Regions from separate parts of the Homo sapiens genome. Here region 2 is linked to region 1. The links are chromatin contacts, found by Hi-C or POLR2A ChIA-PET in ENCODE. All regions are on one chromosome and are shown on one strand. Each heading gives the region's core, a stretch centred on a gene start or an enhancer-like site at or near the end of the contact. The rest is flanking DNA. Distances are from core to core; before and after follow the strand shown.

What was found. Hi-C counts contacts between places; a loop is a spot of excess contacts on that map. ChIA-PET counts read pairs that join two places held with the same protein, here RNA polymerase II (POLR2A). Pooled maps may share reads with other maps.
Region 2: a loop to region 1 is called in a pooled map, with 2.3 times the contacts of the local background. The contact joins the promoter of THRB here to the enhancer-like site in region 1. A Hi-C loop is called at or near these places in 3 of 168 maps with a recorded cell type or tissue (PC-3, sigmoid colon and tibial artery) and 7 of 50 pooled maps. POLR2A ChIA-PET finds 5 or more read pairs at or near these places in 2 of 52 experiments (HepG2 and K562).

Annotation. Positions count from the first base shown.
Region 1 is chr3:24,286,580-24,289,609 of GRCh38, forward strand. All of the region lies in intron 3 of THRB (thyroid hormone receptor beta), which reads right to left. Among named protein-coding and RNA genes, the nearest start is that of THRB-AS2, 140 kb to the left of the region's middle. Within about 2 kb of position 1,597, at least 12 of the 41 ENCODE cell types and tissues checked have a DNase peak (open chromatin) inside an H3K27ac peak, as active enhancers do; they include tibial artery, where a contact is called at or near this core.
Region 2 is chr3:24,493,282-24,496,514 of GRCh38, forward strand. It overlaps THRB (thyroid hormone receptor beta), which reads right to left and starts at 1,569. Exons shown (of 11, transcript NM_001354712.2): 1 at 1,371-1,569. THRB-AS1 (THRB antisense RNA 1) reads left to right here and starts at 806. Exons shown (of 2, transcript NR_046244.1): 1 at 806-1,210.

The sequences.
Region 1 (3,030 bases), core at 347-2,846:
TTGTAGATATAGCTGAAGAATGTTGATCCACTCTTAGGCTGAGGACACTCAATTCAAGCTCGACGCATTTCACTAGCAGCTTTGTTTATTCATGTTGAAACTCAGTTTCAAAGCCCAGTAACCATAGTATGACTAGATAAAATAGAAATTTTATGTCAAAGTTTTCTCATTGCAACATCTCCTTCTATGAAAACACTATTTTTTTAATACCTTTCTTTACCTTTATTTCTCTGAGGAGCAAGCATGTGGCAATGAGAAGGGCATGTGCTACATTTTCTCACCGTTAGCCTGGGCGGCATGGGGTTCCAAGAGGAACACGAGAGTGGGGCTTAAAATGACCCTTCTCACTTTTAAGTGAGATGTGCTTGTGTAAAGTAAGAAGTTGAAGATCAAGTTAGACAGAAGTTGAAGTTGGGTAAATTCCAAGGAATAAAATTTAACATTCACAGATAGGTACTCAAGCAACCTTTTGAAGGCCCCAAAGCTTGTGGAAATCCAGGCTTTTGCAGAGTTTCAGAATATCTACCACCACTTGCAGACCCAATGCAGTGGGTTCTACATAGATATCTTACACACATTTCCTTTTCATATTCTTTCCTTTGCCACTGAATAACTCTGTTCGTCCCCTACCCAGCGCCTTCAGCTTTACCCACTCTCCTTTAAGCAGATCTGAGACCTGCACATTTACCTTAAAAATCAGATTCCTAGGGCTACAAGGACTTAAAAGACTTCAATTTAGGTCTTGATTGATCAAAAACAGAAAAAGAACCTGCAGTTGGACTGTATGTTTGTCACAGTATTTTTATGTGCATTATTTTATTTAAACTTTCATTCATTTTATGAGCAATGTAGGCCAAGAGTGGCTTTCCCAGCCTAGAGAAGAAGAAAATCAGTTCTAGTGAAGCATAACTTGTATGAGGCCACTGTCCTTTAGTTTGTAAGTGAGATGAGAGTTGTTCTGGGATTCTGATATCCTGAAAAATGCTCTTCCAGCTCTTCCTGGTCAACTTGAAAGGGAGAGAAGAAAACTAACTTTCAACAGGAGCGTTGTCCCAGCTTTCTGCAATTCTAGAGAATGTTTGAGAATCTTTATTATGACAGCATTCTTTTGATGGCCTTTAAAATGTTTTTGGGATGATGTGGGGAGCAGGAAAGTTTGAAGGCAGAACCTGATGTTGCATTGTAGGAACACAATTCAAATGTAGGCTCCTGGACTGATTAGATCCAGTTCACTTTCTATTGTCAAATGATAAATTCCCACCCTACTTTGGCATGAACTTTAAAAGGAAACACCAGTAGCCAAAGGCCAAGAAGAGAAAGGAACAACATTTACTCATATAAATAGTGAACACTGCCAAGCACAGAATTTACTGTGCACTTGTCTTGGATTTTCTCCACATTATAGCTTCACAAAAGCTGTGGTTCCAAAGTTGCACTGAATAGGATTCTGATTTGGTACATTAACACATCATGATACCAGTAGCACCTGATACGTGACTTCCTCTAGGTTTTAAGAGCATCTTTTATTCTGTCCCAAATATAGAAGGCAAGTTTTCTACCAAGTGGCCGGAGCAGGACAAATTGTGACCCAAGGTAGTAAAAGGAAGGCTGGGTGAAGGCCAAGATGTGGATGAAGACAGCCAGTGGCTGGAAGCCCAGAGAAGTCTCAGTTCCTGGCCTTAACAAGAAATGAAGTATGATTGGCAGCTGCAGAGCCAGGATTTCTAAACCAACATTGTGAGTTTTCCACCGTCTACATCTGAACTATTTACACATTCCATACTACCTAGAAAATAGGCTAACCTGTTGTTCTCAGCTGAGAGTTGTGCTTGGACACAAAATTCTAGAACTAGGTTCTGCAGGATTCTGTCTACTTTCTGTGAGTATGTGACTGCTCTTTTTTTTTAACCCCTTGTTATTTTTTGGCTGAGGCTGTCCTCCATTAATAGATTTAATACCTGTTTATTTCCACTGCTATTAAAAAATTTTTCTGAAGGCTGCCAAAGGATGTTTTTACCGTGTTCCCAGCAATGAATAGTCCTGTCTTTTTCTGCCGATATAAGCAAGCCTGTGATTGACTGCCAAGACTTAAAATTCCCGGGTTGAATCAAGTACACTAAAGCAGTGTTTTTCAAACTATGGGTCCCAACACATAAGTGGGTTGTGAAATCAATTTAGTGGGTAGCAAGCAGTGCCTTTTAAAAAATGAAATGAAGTAGACTGGAAAGCGTCAGTTCACTGCGTTTCTTAAGAGTTAGGATTGTTTTGTGAAACTTTTGTTTGATTTACAAACACACACCATTTGTATGCTTGGTCGTTATGTAAAATGTATTTCTTACTGTGGGCTGTGGTCATCAATTGGAAAGCCACTGCACCAAAGCAATGCCAGAAACACTGAAAGAAGTGACTTGCTTAAGGAAATAAAGCCCTTCTGATTTCTGACTGTTGTCCAGAGTGCTGGCTAAGAAGAGGGAGGGGATGAGGAGCCTCATGAAAAATGGACAAGAGCCCAGTGTGGGGTTTCAAGCCAGAGCTTGCTGGCCAAATGGGAAGGCTGGCAAGTGGACAGACGAGGGCTTCATTACTGCTGCCTATTAGCTGCATGAATACTAAGGAATTTTTAAAGAAATGAAACACGTAGGATTTAAAGCACCAACAAGATCTTTAGGTAGACAACTTCACTATGAGAAAGATGTTTCATAAACTGTATCACAAATTTCTAAATGTTTAGTAAAGACAAACACAAGTTCAAATGTGCTTGGATGCATATTCTTTTAGGTTAAAACATAAAAAATTGCCAACATTCAGTCATTTTAACCTACAAAAATGGCAATTTTATATAGTTTTCCCTTCAAAGAGATTGCATTCCATTTTTTTTTCTTCAGGTAAATAGCAAGTTCATCAGTGTCTACTCATCCACTTACCCATCTACCTATCTATCCCTCTATCAGTCTTTTCTTTTTTTGGAGTTGAGGAGGGAGGGACCAAGAACTAAAATACAAGTTGCCTTTCAGAAATGACGTGAAAATT
Region 2 (3,233 bases), core at 319-2,818, 210 kb after region 1:
ATGAATCATGAACACGTTAAAATGCAATTTTTATTTCTTTGCAGTGCATTGCATGCTATACATTCTTACAATTTAAATAAGCATACTAAACTAAAGCCAAATAATGTGAAGATTGCCCAACAGGTCTACATTACCTAATACATTTATCATTATATAAACTGCTGTGCTTGATATTAATACACTGTGCAAGGAATGCTTAATTTCTTGAACTTCCACACAGGTCTTTAAAACTGAATCTCACTAGTACCCAAGACCAATAATGTGCTGAGGAAGAAGGTATTTCAAATATATTTACTGATTACACAGTGTTTGAATCTTCAAAAATTCTAAATTTATGTGGACAAAGGAGAATGGAGAATCTGAACTTGGCTGTTCATGCAAACTCTTTCCTTTCTTTGACTCACTTTATGAATTGTTATGTTTCTAGATCCTTCTTTTAAAATTTTCCATTTGGGGAAACTTGTACATTTAAAAAAAATTCATCTCATTTTCTCCCTCCCCCTCCTTAAAATAAATAAGAAGGCTTAAGAATTAACACTAATAATAATCCCACAATGGTCATTGGGAAATCCTCCCCCAAAGTGACAACTGCCGCTAAGAAGGGCAAAATCCACTAAGAATGAAAATTCCCCCAAATGAGTCCTTCTCCGAGGGGGTGGAGGTCACACAGTTGGCACAATTGGTATCACAACCAACTCGAGGAGACCCAGAGGAAGATGCTGCGCCAAGAGAAGCAAAGCGAAGGAGCGCGACCCAGGAGGCTAGCGAAATCCCCGCCAAGCCCCCAGGAGGCGGAGAGAAGCCCAGTCGCCAGGCACCGGCCACGGCGCACGCCAACATCCAGGATAATTCTCCTTTCCAAGCCCGGGAGTTCCGGGGCAGGCGAAAAAGGGGGGATGGGAGACCCACAGTCCCTTTAACCCTCCCCCCTGGCCTGCCAACCTTTTCCGAACCCCCATGTCACACAACTTCCTCATCATGGAAACTTCCACTGGGTTCGGCGCTGAGGATGCCAAACTCCATTTCACAAGGAACATGTCAACAGCTGGGCTTGGGGTTTGAGGAACAGAGCCGCTGCGATTGGAACAGAGCCCGGCCACCCTGTTCCACCACTGTCCACTCCGTAGCTCCCAGCCTGCCGCCGCGCGGTGCCCGAACACGAGAGGGCACCTCCTCCCAGATCCGGGGCGCAGAAGCCCCGCGGAGGCAGGTAATCAGGCTGATGACACCCCCACCACCCACGCTCACCCGCCTGCCCGCCCGCGCGCGCTCGGCTTAGCCGCCCGCACCCCTCCGGGTTCTTGCGACGCTCCGTCACCATCCCGCCCACCCTGTGGACAGTTGGAACTGTCGCCCCCTCCTCCTCTCACCCCGCTGCCTCCGCGCGGTCCTCTAGCCAAATTACCAGTGCCCTGGAGCCGGTTGGGTTGAGCGCCCCTGCCCGGGGAAGGTAGCCTGCGGGCTCTTGCCCCGAGCCCGCGGAGCAGGAGGTCTCTTTTCCAAGCGCACTCACATTATTCATGCAAAGTTAATCCCCGCCGCGTCACGGCCGCCCGCCCGAGGATGTGCGCCTTCCTTGGCCAAGCCCCGCAGTCTCCACCCTCCTCCGCCCCCTCCTCCCGGCGGCGGGGTCCCGGGGAGCGCCGGCGACTGGGCGTCGCGCGAGTCCTGCAAAATGTCAACTCCTTGGGCGAAGAGAGGCGGCCGCAGCCAGGGCCGCGCCGCACCTCCCCGGTCTCTCCACTTTTATAGGCGTAGGAAGCTACTGCGGCTGGGGCACCAGAGTCCCCGCCTCTCCGGGTCCCCCGCGTGCCCGGCCCGCCCCGGCCCGCTTCCCGGGCGCTGTCTTACTCCGGGCCCGGGGCGCCTGCTCCGCGCCGCGTCTGCGAACCGGTGACCTGGTTTCCCCTCCAGCCCTCACGGCTGTCCGACTTGCGCGGCGGTGGCGGCGGCGGCCAAGAGCAGGCAAACCCGGCTCCGCCAGGGGCGCAGCGAGGAAATGGCCTCCTGGCGCACACCCCGCCGCCGCCGCCAGCCATCGCCACCGCCCCGGGCTGCCCAGCCGGTACAGACGCCCCCTGCCAGGCTCCGGGCCAGCGCTCCGACGCGCTCACAGCGCCCGGCTTGCCGACCCCGACCCCGACCCCGAGTCCTACGCACTCGAGGTCCCCGGGCCGGCCGCCTCCGCACCTGCCTCCCCAGGTGTGGGCGCTCCCCCTCCTCCTAATCCCGGCCGTGCCCTCCCAGGGTTGGTGACGGTGCTGTGGGTTTGGTGGCCGCGCGTCCACCCACCCGATTGCCTGCGCGCATAGGTGCGGGTTTGGGCGTCATTACTCTAGTTGGAGAAGAGGAAAGAATGGGGAACGAGTGACACCGGGACCGGAGGGCGAGTCTTCCAGGAGCACGTCTCGGCCTTCTTTGCCCGGCCCGACCGGCCCGACCCGTGCCGCAGCGCTCCTCCCTCCGCTCCTAAACCACTTGTGGCGCGTGTCGGGAATACAGGGCGCTCTGGCTCTTCTTGGGGCCTCCGCTGGTCCGACCATCTGGCAGCTCTCTTAACCACCACGGCCACCCCACGAATGGAAGTTTGGGACGTGCCTGGGTTGCCCTTAAGGAGGACACCCCCGCCCCCACCGCCATTATGCATATCGTGGGAGAGGCGCGTACAGGGCTGAGACACTCCTCAGGTCCCAGAACGGCCGCCCTATTAATTTGTCTTTGCCCTGGAAATGTATAGATAAAACCAGGAAGACAAAAATAATGTATACTCTTCAAGAGATCTTTCCCGGGCAAATATAGGTCTCTCAAATGCCCCCGACCTTAAGTCCTGGAGACCAGGAAGAGACTTGCTTTCTGAGCTAGAAGGATACTTGGGAAATACCGAGTCCTCACTCAGCTAAAAGGTAGTCAATAAGGAACTATAGTTGCAACAAAACTACTTTGACAACAGAGTACAATTAATTTCTTATAGACAGTATTAAAATAATTCCGACATCATAATTTAATATTCACATCTATTCGTGTAACACGCAGTATAATAGAGTTATGACGATATGGATCCTCAGCTGCCTGACAATGTATAGGTTATTTATTGGAAGGTTCTCTAGATTTCCAGCCAGTGACATGTATGTTTTATTCTCGCTTCTTCTGAGCGTCCCAGGGAAAGGGGTGAGAGGCCCCCCACCCCTGCTGACAGCATTAACAACCACCCCGCTGGATAAGCAGGGTTTCAC